2 separate regions of the Homo sapiens genome follow, and region 1 is linked to region 2. A link is an interaction called in ENCODE POLR2A ChIA-PET data of the cell type or tissue named here. Cell type or tissue: Panc1. All regions are shown on one strand. Each heading gives the region's core, and the rest is flanking DNA. Links, peaks and the distances in the headings are about the cores only.

Region 1 (6,027 bases), core at 719-5,718, 650 kb after region 2:
AGAGTCTCCCTCTGTTGCCCAGGCTGGAGTGCAGTGGCGTGATCTTGGCTCACTGGCACCTCCACCTCCTGGGTTCAAGCAATTCTTCTGCCTCAGCCACCCGAGTAGCTGGGATTACAGGTGTGTGCCACCACACCCAGCTAATTTTTGTATTTTTAGTAGAGACAGGGTTTCACCATGTTGGCCAGGCTGCCCTTGAACTCCTGACCTCCAGTGATCTGCCTGCCTCAGCCTCCTAAAGTACTGGGGTTACAAGCATGAGCCACCACACCTGGTCTTACACCCATTTTTATGTGACGAAATTGAGGTTTGGGAAGGTAAAATGACTTGTTCAAGGTCACATATCCTGAACACAACTGAGCCTAGTGACTCCTACCTACCACCACAGGTGGCTGCACTGCAGAGGAGAAATCTATTTCAGTTACACTGTGAGGAGCAAAGTCAGAGTATGTAAATCACCCACCATGATTCCTTTTCCCTCAAACTGAAGAGGAATGTTTGTTTAATGAGAAACAGAAGATGTGCTAAGAATGTTGAGTTATTTCACATCAGGTGTTCTGTTTCTCATTTTGAAAAATGATTTTGAGTGCTGGGCCCAGTGGCTCATGCCTGTAATCCCAGCACTTTGGGAGGCCAAGGTGGGCAGATCACCTGAGGTCAGGAGTTCGAGACCAGCCTGGCCAATATGGTGAAACGGCATCTCTACTAAAAATACAGAAATTAGCCAGGCATGGTGGCAGGCACCTGTAATCCCAGCTCCTCAGGAGGCTGAGGCAGGAGAATCACTTGGAACAGGGAGGCGGAGGTTGCAGTGAACCAAGATCACGCTTGGACAACTCCAGCTTGGGCAACAGAGTGAGACTCCATCTTAAAAAAAAAATTATTTTGTACTTCCCTCGGTTTATACATATATTCAAACAGCTTTTAAGGTGAATGATTTTTTAATAAAAGAGCATTTTCTCACCTTTAACAATGTAGAACTTTTCAGCCGGACATGGTGACTCACCTCTGTAGTCCCAGCACTTTGGAAGGCTGAGGTGGGAAGATTGCTTGAGCCCAGGATTTCTAGATCAGCCTAGGCAACTTGGTGAAACCCTGTCCTTTAAAACAAAATACAAGAATTAGGCATGGTGGCCTGCATCTGTAGTCCCAGCTACTCAGGAGGCTGCGGTGGGAGGATCGTTTCAGCCTAGGAGTTCAAGGCAGCAGTGAGCCGAGATTGTGCCACTGCGCTCCGGCCTGGGTGGCAGAAGAGGACCCTGTCTCCAAAAACAGAAAAAAAGTAGAACTTTTCCATGTATACTTTTTACAGGCTAATTCCATTGTAGAGCTAAATTATCAAAATTGTTTATAGATAATAGGTATTATAATATGAAAGGAATGCCCAAGGTATATAGCCTTGGATATAATATTGAAATATATAGAGTTGTTTGGTATTTAGCACTTCCCTTCTATCAAGTAGTTTTCTACTTGGGAAAAAAAAAGAAACTTCCTGAAGATGTATCCAATTTTATATCTTAGTAACAGCTTCCTAAACTTGCCATTTACAACATGATCTACCTATGTAAAGTAAAATCAATGGTAAATGTTGAATAACAAGTGGACTCTTGAAAATATTTAGCAATCACAACTGAAACTGAATTCATTCTATGCCTTAAATGATTATAATTTATCAAATATTTATATCCAAGAAATAGTATCTTAACCTGTAAGCCAAGAATGTGTGTCTTACAGGTTAATTTACACATAATATACACCATGTGATTGCAGCATTTTATGCAAATTAAAAATATTAATACTATAGATAATAACTTTATGTAAGAAATCTATCTAAAGGAATGAAAAAAATTTAAATCATCACGAATGATGTAATGTCAAGGTGTTAGGCAAAGTGAGTTGTAACCCATATTTAAGCTATAGCTACACACTTCAGCTGGTCAGGAAGAAATATTTGTCTTCCTTTATCAAAAAGAGTATTGGGGCCAGGTGCAGCGGCTCACGCCTGTAATCCCAACACTTTGGGAGGCTGAGGCGGGTGGATCACAAGGTCAGGAGTTCGAGACTGTCATGGCTAACACAGTGAAACCCCGTCTCTACTAAAAAAAAAAAAATACAAAAAATTAGCCAGGTGTTGTGGCATGTGCCTGTAGTCCCAGCTACTCGGGAGGCTGAGACAGGAGAATCACTTGAACCCGGAAGGTGGAGGTGGCAGTGAGCCAAGATCGCGCCAGTGCACTCCAGGCTGGGCGACAGTTTGAGACTGTCTCAAAAAAAAAAAAAAGTATTGGATTACACAAGGTCTTCAAAAACATATCTTTCTTGGGTGGACACAGTGGCTCATGCCTGTAATCCTTGCGCTTTGGGAAGCAGAGGCAGGCTGATCACTTGAGGTCAGGAGTTCGAGACCAGCCTGGGCAACATGGTGAAACTCTGTCTCTACTAAAAATACAAAAATTAGCCAGGTGTGGTGGCGCAGGCCTGTAATCCCAGCTACTCAGGAGGCTGAGGCACTAGAATTGCTTGAACCTGGGAGGCAGAGGTTGCAGTGAGCTGGGATCGTGCCACTGCACTCCAGCCTGGGCGACAAAGTGAGATTCTGCTCAAAAAAAAAAAGAAAAGAAAAGAAAAGAAAAAAAAGCCATATCTTTCTTGTGTAATGTGACGATTCTGCATTACTTGCCATAAATCACATTGCATAATATGTTTAGTTCCCTAAAAAGAAATTAGTTCTGGTGCTGACTTCCACAGCACGTATAGTAAAATTGGAGTTTTTTTTACTATATGTGCTGTGGAAGTCAGCAGTCTAAGTCATGCATATTTGCAGAAAAACTGTTAGGTCGATGGGAAAGTCTGGCCTATAACCTGCTGTTTACCAGGCCGTCAAACTCTGTTTGGAGGGTCAAGTGTGAATCTTGCCATACATTATTTTCTGTTTTAAATATTTTCTTTTCTTTCTTCTTTTTTTTTTTTTTTTGAGACGGAGTTTTGCTCTTGTTACCCAGGCTGGAGTGCAATGGCGTGATCTCAGCTCACCGCAACGTCTGCCTCCCGGGTTCAAGCGATTCTCCTGCCTCAGCCTCCTGAGTAGCTGGGATTACAGGCATGTGCCACCACGCCCGGCTAATTTTTTTTTTTTTTTTTTTTTTTTGTATTTTTAGTAGAGACAGGGTTTCTCCATGTTGGTCAGGATGGTCTTGAACTCCCAACCACAGGTGATCCGCCTGCCTCGGCCTCCCAAAGTGCTGGGATTGCAGGCGTGAGCCACTATGCTTGGCCTAAGATTTTCTTCATTTATTTTCCTTTTTTTTTTTTTTTTTTTTTTTTTTGAGACGGAGTCTCGCTCTGTCGTCCAGGCTGGAGTGCAATGGCGCGATCTCGGCTCACTGCAAGCTCCGCCTCCCGGGTTCACGCCATTCTCCTACCTCAGCCTCCGGAGTAGCTGGGACTACAGGCGCCCGCCACCACGCCCAGCTAATTTTTTTTTTTAATTATTTTTAGTAGAGACGGGGTTTCACCATGTTGGCCAGGATGGTCTCTATCTCCTGAGCTCATGATCCGCCCGCCTTGGCCTCCTGAAGTGCTGGGATTACAGGCGTGCGCCACCGCGCCCAGGCTTATTTTCCAATTTATAAATGAGGCCGGGCACGGTGGCTCGTGTGTGTAATCTCAGCACTTTGAGAGGCCGAGGTGGGCAGATCACTTGAAGTCAGGAGTTCGAGACCAGCCTGGCCAAAATGGTGAAAGTCCGTCTCTACTAAAAATACAAAAAATTAGCCGGACGCGGTGGTGGGCCCTTGTAATCCCAGCTACTCGGGAGGCTGAAGCAGGAGAATTGCTTGAACCCAGGAGGCAGAGGTTGCAGTGAGCCGAGATCGTGCCACTGCACTCCTGCCTGGGCGACAGTGAGATTCCATATCAAAAAAATTTACAAATGAAACTATGCGCTATTTTCTTAGGCTTTTTGTTGAAGGTCCAGTTCTCCCATGTTTACATACCACATTTTAAAAATAGGTAGGAAAAACAATTTTTATCACTGCTTGTCTTAACCAGTACAGAACAGCAAAGCTTCTTTTAAACTATATTTACAGCACTTCAAAGAGTTTGGGAAGAAAGAATAACCTCAAGCCAGTCAGATATTTTCCATAATTATGATTTTGTATTAAAATGCAAGAGATATAGGTAGAGGATAATTTCAGTACCAAAGATAAAAATTATTTAATACTAATTTTAATGACTCCATTACATTTTAAACTCCATTAAATTTAAAGCTAATTTTAATTAGCTTTAAAAAGCTATGCTTAAATTAATAGTAATAATGAGCCTTGAATTGTTCTCTCAAACATCACTTCTGGTAGAAATGAATTATATAGTACTGACTTTCATAGTTTAAGGGAATATAACAGAGTTTTAGAAAAATACTCTTTTCTAATTAAAAAAACAAATCTCCATGTTGTGATTCCCCCATTGCTAGTCACATTTTTTTTTTTTTTTTGAGACGGAGTCTCGCCCTGTTGCCAAACTGGAGTACAGTGGCGCCATCTTGGCTCGCTGCAACCTCTGCCTCCCATGTTCAAGTGATTCTCCTGCCTCAGCCTCCCGAATAGCTGGGACTACAGGCACACGCCACCATACCCAGCTAATTTTTTTTTTGTATTTTTAGTAGAGACAGGGTTTCACCATGTTGGCCAGGATGGTCTCAATCTCTTGACCTCATAATCCTCCTGCCTTGGCCTCCCAAAGTGCTGGGATTACAGGTGTGAGCCACCGCGCCCGGCCGCTAGTCAAATTTTAAAAGGCCCAAACCCAAATGTGTTTTGTCATTTTACCCTAGGAAACTCAATGATTTTGCTTCTTTATTCTTCAAGATTATTCATCCAGACCCTGATAGGCCTGAGCACAGGTTCATTTAAACTAGAGGCTATCACAGGCGTCGTTTGGAAAGTTACATTATACACTTAACAAATGGGAAATGTTAGGCTGGGCTCGGTGGCTCACGCCTGTAATCCCAACACTTGGGGAGGCCGAGGCAGGTGGATCACCAGAGGTCAGGAGTTCGAGACCAGCCTGGCCAACATAGCAAAACCCCATCACTACTGAAAATACAAAAATTGGCAGGGCATGGTAGTGCATGCATGTAATCCCAGCTGCTCGGGAGGCTGAGGCAGGAGAATCGCTTGAACTCGGGAGGCGGAGGCTGCAGTGAGCTGAGATGGAGCCACTGCACACCAGCCTGGGCAAAACAACGAGACTCCATCTAAAAAAAAAAGGGGGGGGGGGGTGAAATATAAAACTCTTCCTTATACCTCCAAGCCCAAGCAGGTAGGGGGAATTCTTAGAGCAAATTAGACTTCCACAGGCAAATTCTTTATCCTAGTGAATCTGGATCTACCAGATAACTATAGAATCCTCTAAACTCCAAAGCCTTGGTCAACCTGTCAGTACCATCAGCATCACTGGGAGCTCATTAAAAATGTAGAATCTCAGATCTCACCCCACACCTAATGAATCCGAATCTGCCCTTTATACTGAGCTCCCCAGGTAATTTGCATGCATATTAAAGTTTGAAAAGAACTGATCTCATGAAATCTTACAGCTAACACAGAGACCTAGGAGAACAAGACCGTGCAAAAATTGAGAAGAACTTCTGTAAAATGCTGGGGGCAAGAAAATAGGGAAAACAAGAAAAGAGAAGAGTGACTTTGAGGGAAGAGTGCATATATCATTTCCTTAATACATTTCATTTTTCTTTTTTATGCCTTGTTTTGAAAAGCTACCATTATCTTGGCATGCTTTAGATGGAAACCATTTACTGTGCAGATTTCTGTTCTTGTTCTCAAAATCTATGCAAAAATATCTCGTCTAACCCCTACCATTGTGCCTGGCCCTTTGAAATGTGTTTCTTGCTGACGTGCTTGTTTCTCCTTTCCAGTCCTGACACAGCTCTCCCTGAGGAGCAGCCACATTCCAGCTCCCAGTGCGCCCCTCTCCACTGTCTCTCCAAGCCTCCTCACCCCTAGTCTTCATCTC
Region 2 (6,027 bases), core at 746-5,745:
TTGTAACAGAGAGAACTAAAAACAACTCAAATTACCATCCACAGTAAATAGAATGAATTACAATATAGTTATACAATGGAACCTTTTGTTTGTGCAATTTATTCAAGTGGTTGCATGCGGCCACAGTTCATTTCGTTCTCAATATATGTTATAATATATAGATGATACATGTATGTGTGTATATATATATTTCATTGTGTGAATATACTACATTTAATTTTTCCATTCCGTTGTCATTTGACATTGTCAACATACATTGCTTTACTTTTTTCTTTTAAAAAGTTGAGATGAAAGATAATATGAAATTAATCATTTTACAGTGTGCACTTCAGTGGCATTTTGTACATTTACAATGTTGTGCAACTACCACCTGTATCTAGTTCTAAAACATTTTCACCAGCCCAAAAGAAAACTTATCTCTATTAAGAAGTCAGTCCCTGCCGGGTGTGGTGGCTCCCACCTGTAATCCCAGTACTTTGGGAAGCTGAGGCATGTGGATCATCTGAGGTCAGGAGTTCGAGACCAGCCTGACCAACATGGTATAACCCCATCTCTACCAAAAATACAAAATTAGCCGGGTGTGGTGGCAGGTGCCTGTAATCCCAGCTACTTGGGAGGCTGAGGCAGGAAAATCGCTTGAACCATGGAGGAAGAGGTTTCAGTGAGCTGAGATCGTGCCACTGCACTCCAGCCTGGACAACATGAGTGAAACTCTGTCTCAAAAAAAAAAAAAAAAGTCAATCCCCATTCCTCCTTTTTCTCACAAATACCAATTATGGGTTGTAATACCTCAGAACTACCAATTTGCTTCCTGTCACTATTGATTTATCTGGATTTATACAATATGTGGCCTCTGTGTCTGGCTGCCTTCAATTAGCATCATGTTTTCAAGGTTTATCCACATTGTAGTATGTATCAGTATTTCATTCCTTTTTACAGCTGAATAACATTCAACTATACAAATATACCACATTTTGTTTATTGATTCATCAATTGATGGACATCTGTCTGGGTTTTTCTACCTTTGGCTAATGTGAATAATGCTGCTATGAACATTCATGTACAAGTATTTGAGTACCCAGTTTCAATTCAACTGGGTATAGACTTAGAAGTCAAATTGTAGCAGAATTGTAGGCCAAGTGTAGTGGCTCATATCTATAATCCCAGCACTTTGGAAGCCAACGTGGGAATATCTCTTGAGTCCAGGAGTTTGAGACCAGCCTCATTTATTTGGTTGAGCCACAGGTGAGCAGTCTCTCAAAACAAAAGTGAATGCAGAGCCTTGCCTAACAGTGCAAAGCCAGCTGCTTATATATCTGGCTCCTGCGACAGTCTGATTTGATTGGTGAGGATGATGGGGTGCTGGGCATATGGGTGGCCGAAATTATCAAGGACCGTGGAGTAAAATGTAGCGGTTTCCACTGGGGAAGAAAAAGAAGGACTTCCGGGTTTGGATGCTCAATGGGAGGTACCCAGGGGAGGAAGCTGGGTATCTGATGCTCAGGTATCAATACTGGGGTGGCATCAATACAGGAGTGGACAGCAAGAGGGAAATATCATCCTCAACACCCTCAGCATTCCCTGTGAGCCAACCTCCCTGCCACTCTGCATTCCCCACACTTCCAGCTGGTGAACAGCAGTCTCCTGTTGGCTGTTGCTATAATTCATAACTTGGGCACACATTAAGCTCCTTGGTCTCTGATCCCTTAGGGGAAAAAGGCAACCAAATGCAACTGATGAGGTCTGGGTAAAGTCTTCAGTGGGGAAGAGAGGCTAAAGTGACACTGCAGGTGGAGCCTACAAAGTTTGCCAATATCTGCCTTAGTCAACAAACAACACGTCCTTGGTCAAGGCATATTATATTTTTACTGACTCTTGGGCTGTTGACAATGTTACCTGGTCTGCCACTTGGAAGAAAACAAACTAGCGGATTACAGACACTCCTCTTTAGGACTGTGAACTGTGAAAACAAATCACAGCAGAGAATCAGACAGATGTCCATGGTAATGGCTCATTCTCTAATGGAATAGACTGCAATGATGCTGCTAATCAAGTATACACCATCCAGACTGCTGCCACTGCTGCCAGGATCAGCAGTCTGCACACTGTAACAACACACTGCACATAGCAACATTATCTGCCATCATGGCCTAGGAACAGAGTAAAGATTACATGTATCTGACGCTACCATTGCATGCTGGTCTTGTGCTTCCTTTCAAAAGTCAGCCTGTTTTGTCTCAGTGAAATAGACCGTATTTTATGGTGTGTGGTCCCTCTTACTTCTGACAAGTTGACTATATCAGGCCTTTGACACACACACACACACACACACACACACACACACACACACACACACCTGGGGCTATTGTTAATGTGTTACAGTTGTTGACATTTTTTCGGGTTATGGTTTCATTGTTCCAGTCTGTTCAACCAACGCCAGTCACACTGATCAAAATGTGTTATGTTTTTGGTTTTCCAGACCACTTTCACTCTGACAATGATATGTCTTTTACTGCGCAGAGGTTGCTCAACAATGAGCCAATAAGTCAAGGTATTCAACGGATATTTCACACCCCTTATCATCCTTAGGGTGTTGGCTCCAACAAGAAGTAAAACGGACTTTTAAAAAATCCACTAAAAGAAATTTCTGACTCTACCTCCTTCACACTCTCCTGGTCCATGCATCTTAGTAAGGTAGTTTGGTCACAAAAAAGGCACCCTGAAAGGGTTCATAGTCTCCTAGCCACCTCCTATATAATGATCAGGATGAAAAGGGGAGGGTTTGCTAGACTTAGTCTGATATTCTGGGATTCCACTCTGACAATTCCTGGGCATGATATGCAGCTTTCTTTCTCCAAACAATGACTCCAAGTCAGCCTGGTTGGTACACTCTCTGGGTGGCAGTCTGGCAAAAGGGAACTTAGGAAATTCAAACTTAATTCTGGTTCAGCCACCTGGATTCTCTTGTTGTACTGAAACCTGGATCAGGGGTCAGCAAACTATGACCTGTGGGACAAATGTAGCCAGCTGCTAGTTTTCAGAAATCAAGTTTTACGCCTGGCACGGTGGCTCACACCTGTAATCCCAGAACTTTGGGAGGCTGAGGCAAGCAGATCACCTGAAGTCAGGAGCTCAAGACCAGGCTGGCCAAGCTGGTGAGACCCTGTCTCTACTAAAAATACAAAAAATTAGCCAGGTGTGGTAGTGCATGCCTGTAATCCCAGCTACTTGGGAGGCTGAGGCAGGAGAATCACTTGAACCTGGGAGGCAGAGGTTGCAGTGAGCTGAGATCGGGCCACTGCACTCCAGCCTGGGCAACAGAGTGAGACCTCGTCTCAAAAAACAAGAAAGAAATCAAATTTTATTGGAACACTGCCTTTGACTGACACACACACAAACACACACGCACACACACACCACCCCTGGGGCTATTGTTAATGTGTTACAGTTGTTGACATTTTTTCAGGTTATGGTTTCATGGTTTCAGTCTGATCAACCAACTCCAGCCACACTGATCAAAGTGTGTTATGTTTTTGGTTTTCCAGACCACTGCGATCTCGGCTCACTGCAAGCTCCGCCTCCTGGGTTCACACCATTCTCCTGCCTCAGCCTCCTGAGTAGCTGAGACTACAGGCGCCCGCCACTATGCCCGGCTAAGTTTTTGTATTTTTAGTAGAGACAGGGTTTCACCATGTTAGCCAGGATGGTCTCGATCTCCTGACCTCGTGATCCACCCGCCTCGGCCTCCCAAAGCAGACCACTTTCACTCTGACAATGATAGGTCTTTTACTGCAAAGGTTGCTCAACAATGAGCCGATAGTCAAGGTATTCAACAGATGTTTCACACCCCTTATCATCCTCAGGCTGCTGCCATTTCTTTATGTGTTGTCTGTGGCTGCTTGTGTTCTACAATGGCAGAGCTGAGTAACTGTGTCAGAGGGTGTGTAGCCTACAAAGCTGAAAATATTACTCTCTGGCCCTTCACAGAAAGGTTACCAACTCCTGCCCTAGATAACAAAGATAACTACCACTTGGTTGAGGATACTGCTCACCAAGTACCCCTACAGTGACCCACACCAGTCAAGCAAGGAAACAAGGTAAGTCTGTGTAAACTTTATAAAAATGCTCTTGTTCCTCTTGCACATGACCTCTGTGAGTAGGGGATTAGAGAAAAGTAAAGCATTTGAAGTGACTGACAATCACTCCTGTTATATAGCAGATCCCCTTTATCCATGGGAAAAACATTCTAAGACTCCCTGTGGACACCTGAAATCATGGATAGTACTGAATCCTAAATCCTATATATACACCCTGCATTTACTATGCAGACATACCTGTGGTAAAGTTTAATATATAAATTAGGCACAGTAAGAGATGAACAACAACAACAATAAAATAGAACAGTTATAACAACATCTACAAGGATTGGGTGGAAAAATAAAAAATACATGTAACAATATGCCAGCATCAGTACTCTTGTGCTCTGGTGCAATTGTTAAGTAATATCAGGGTTATGTGAATGCAGTAGCCCTGCGACAATAGCTCTGATAACCAAGAAGGCTACTAAATGGACAGCATGGATATGCTGAACGAAGGCAGAATTCACATCCTGGGCAGACAGGGCAGGGTGGCATGAGATTTCATCATGCTACTCAAAATGGTGCATAATTTAAAATTTATGAATTGTTTCTTCCTAGAATTTTCCATTTAACATATATATATATTTTTTTACCATGGTTGACTGCAGGTACCTGAAACTGCCGAAACAAAACAGCACATAAGGAGAGACTACTGTATTTTGCTTTATGCAAGATTTCAGGTATATTTCAATATGTTACCTTTTTCCTACAACATGGCTCTCTGCCCCCCACCGCCACCTTTTTCTCTCAGTCTCTTTCATCTTAGCCCTTTAGTATGCTCTTCTCTGAGCTCAGCAGTGCAGAGGCTGTACCATGTGTTTCCCAAAGTAAATGGTTTCCTCTTTCTGCTCCAGTTCCCTCCAGCTGCAATAGCAGGGAGTTGGGACAGAAACAAATCAAATAGTTCTTAAAATTCTGGGAGGACTATTGAATGGCCACAAAGCCCATCCAGAAACCCTGCTGGTCAAACAAATTGATTAAATTTGTCAAATCATGTATTACATTTACTACAGCAAGGGAGATCATCTTGACAGGGTTTTGGTAGCATTTCAATAGAGGAATGTTAGGCAAGAGTATACATAAGTTTCTGGGATATAAACGCCACCAGTTTAAGTGGGTGCTTCTCCCCCCACAGTGGCGAATGGGTAAGGATTAGGCAAAGTTTGTGACTTAGTTTAAAACGGATGGACACAAAAAGCCAGGCTTGATGAGCAATCTGTCCAGATAAACATAATGTTTGTCCTAAAAATCAAAATGTTTGTCCTGATAGCTGTTTATTTAGATAAACTGATTTGCAAAAATTTCCTAGAGCAAAAAGTTAGGTTGACATAAGTGGTGTTGATTCTCAGGCCCCACAGTTGGCACAGGCAGTCTCATTTCTCAAGACAAAATGAAAAGAAGTCAGCTAAAACTTATAATCTTTAAAAGCTGTAAAACAATTGGGGAGACGGGTGGATATCCCAACCAATAATAGTTGCTCTACGTTTTATACTTAAAAGAAACAACCTATTACTATTTGGCCAAATCATCATATGGTGAATTGATCTAACAAATAAAAGAGTTTTGGCAACATGGACTGCTTCTAATGTAAGTGTTACATAAAATTTTGTCCTTGACTTTCTTTTTTTCTCTCTATAGCCCTCTTTTAAACTTAACCATGGCTTCCTATCATCTACAAAGTTATACCCCCAATCTTAGTTTCAATCCTTGATCTCTCTTCATTTTATTTGTGTATTTATGTATTTATTTATTTAGAGATGGAGTCTCACTCTGTTGCCCAGGCTGGAGTGCAGTAGCACCATCTTGGCTCACTCCAAGCTCCGCCTCCTGGGTTCAAGCAATTCTCCTGTCTCAGCCTCCCAAGTAGCTGGGAATACACATGTGCACC

The links. Peaks named below come from ENCODE experiments on the same cell type or tissue, not always from the same donor. Only the 100,000 strongest peaks of a DNase experiment are listed, where the experiment ranks them.
Region 1: POLR2A ChIA-PET joins it to region 2 with 10 read pairs; 2 of 35 experiments call an interaction of 5 or more read pairs at or near these places.

The regions. Positions count from the first base shown.
Region 1 is chr12:32,371,611-32,377,637 of GRCh38, forward strand. It overlaps BICD1 (BICD cargo adaptor 1), which reads left to right. Exons shown (of 10, transcript NM_001714.4): 10 at 5,930-6,027. The coding sequence ends at 6,017. Among named protein-coding and RNA genes, the nearest start is that of FGD4, 25 kb to the right of the region's middle. In Panc1, for the core only: no CTCF peak of the experiment used is centred there; no DNase peak of the experiment used is centred there.
Region 2 is chr12:31,719,821-31,725,847 of GRCh38, forward strand. The region is part of intron 1 of AMN1 (antagonist of mitotic exit network 1 homolog); the gene reads right to left. It overlaps LOC105369722 (a long non-coding RNA gene), which reads left to right and starts at 3,969. Exons shown (of 3, transcript XR_931497.3): 1 at 3,969-4,097; 2 at 4,748-4,819. In Panc1, for the core only: no CTCF peak of the experiment used is centred there; no DNase peak of the experiment used is centred there; H3K27ac peaks cover 2,487 bases.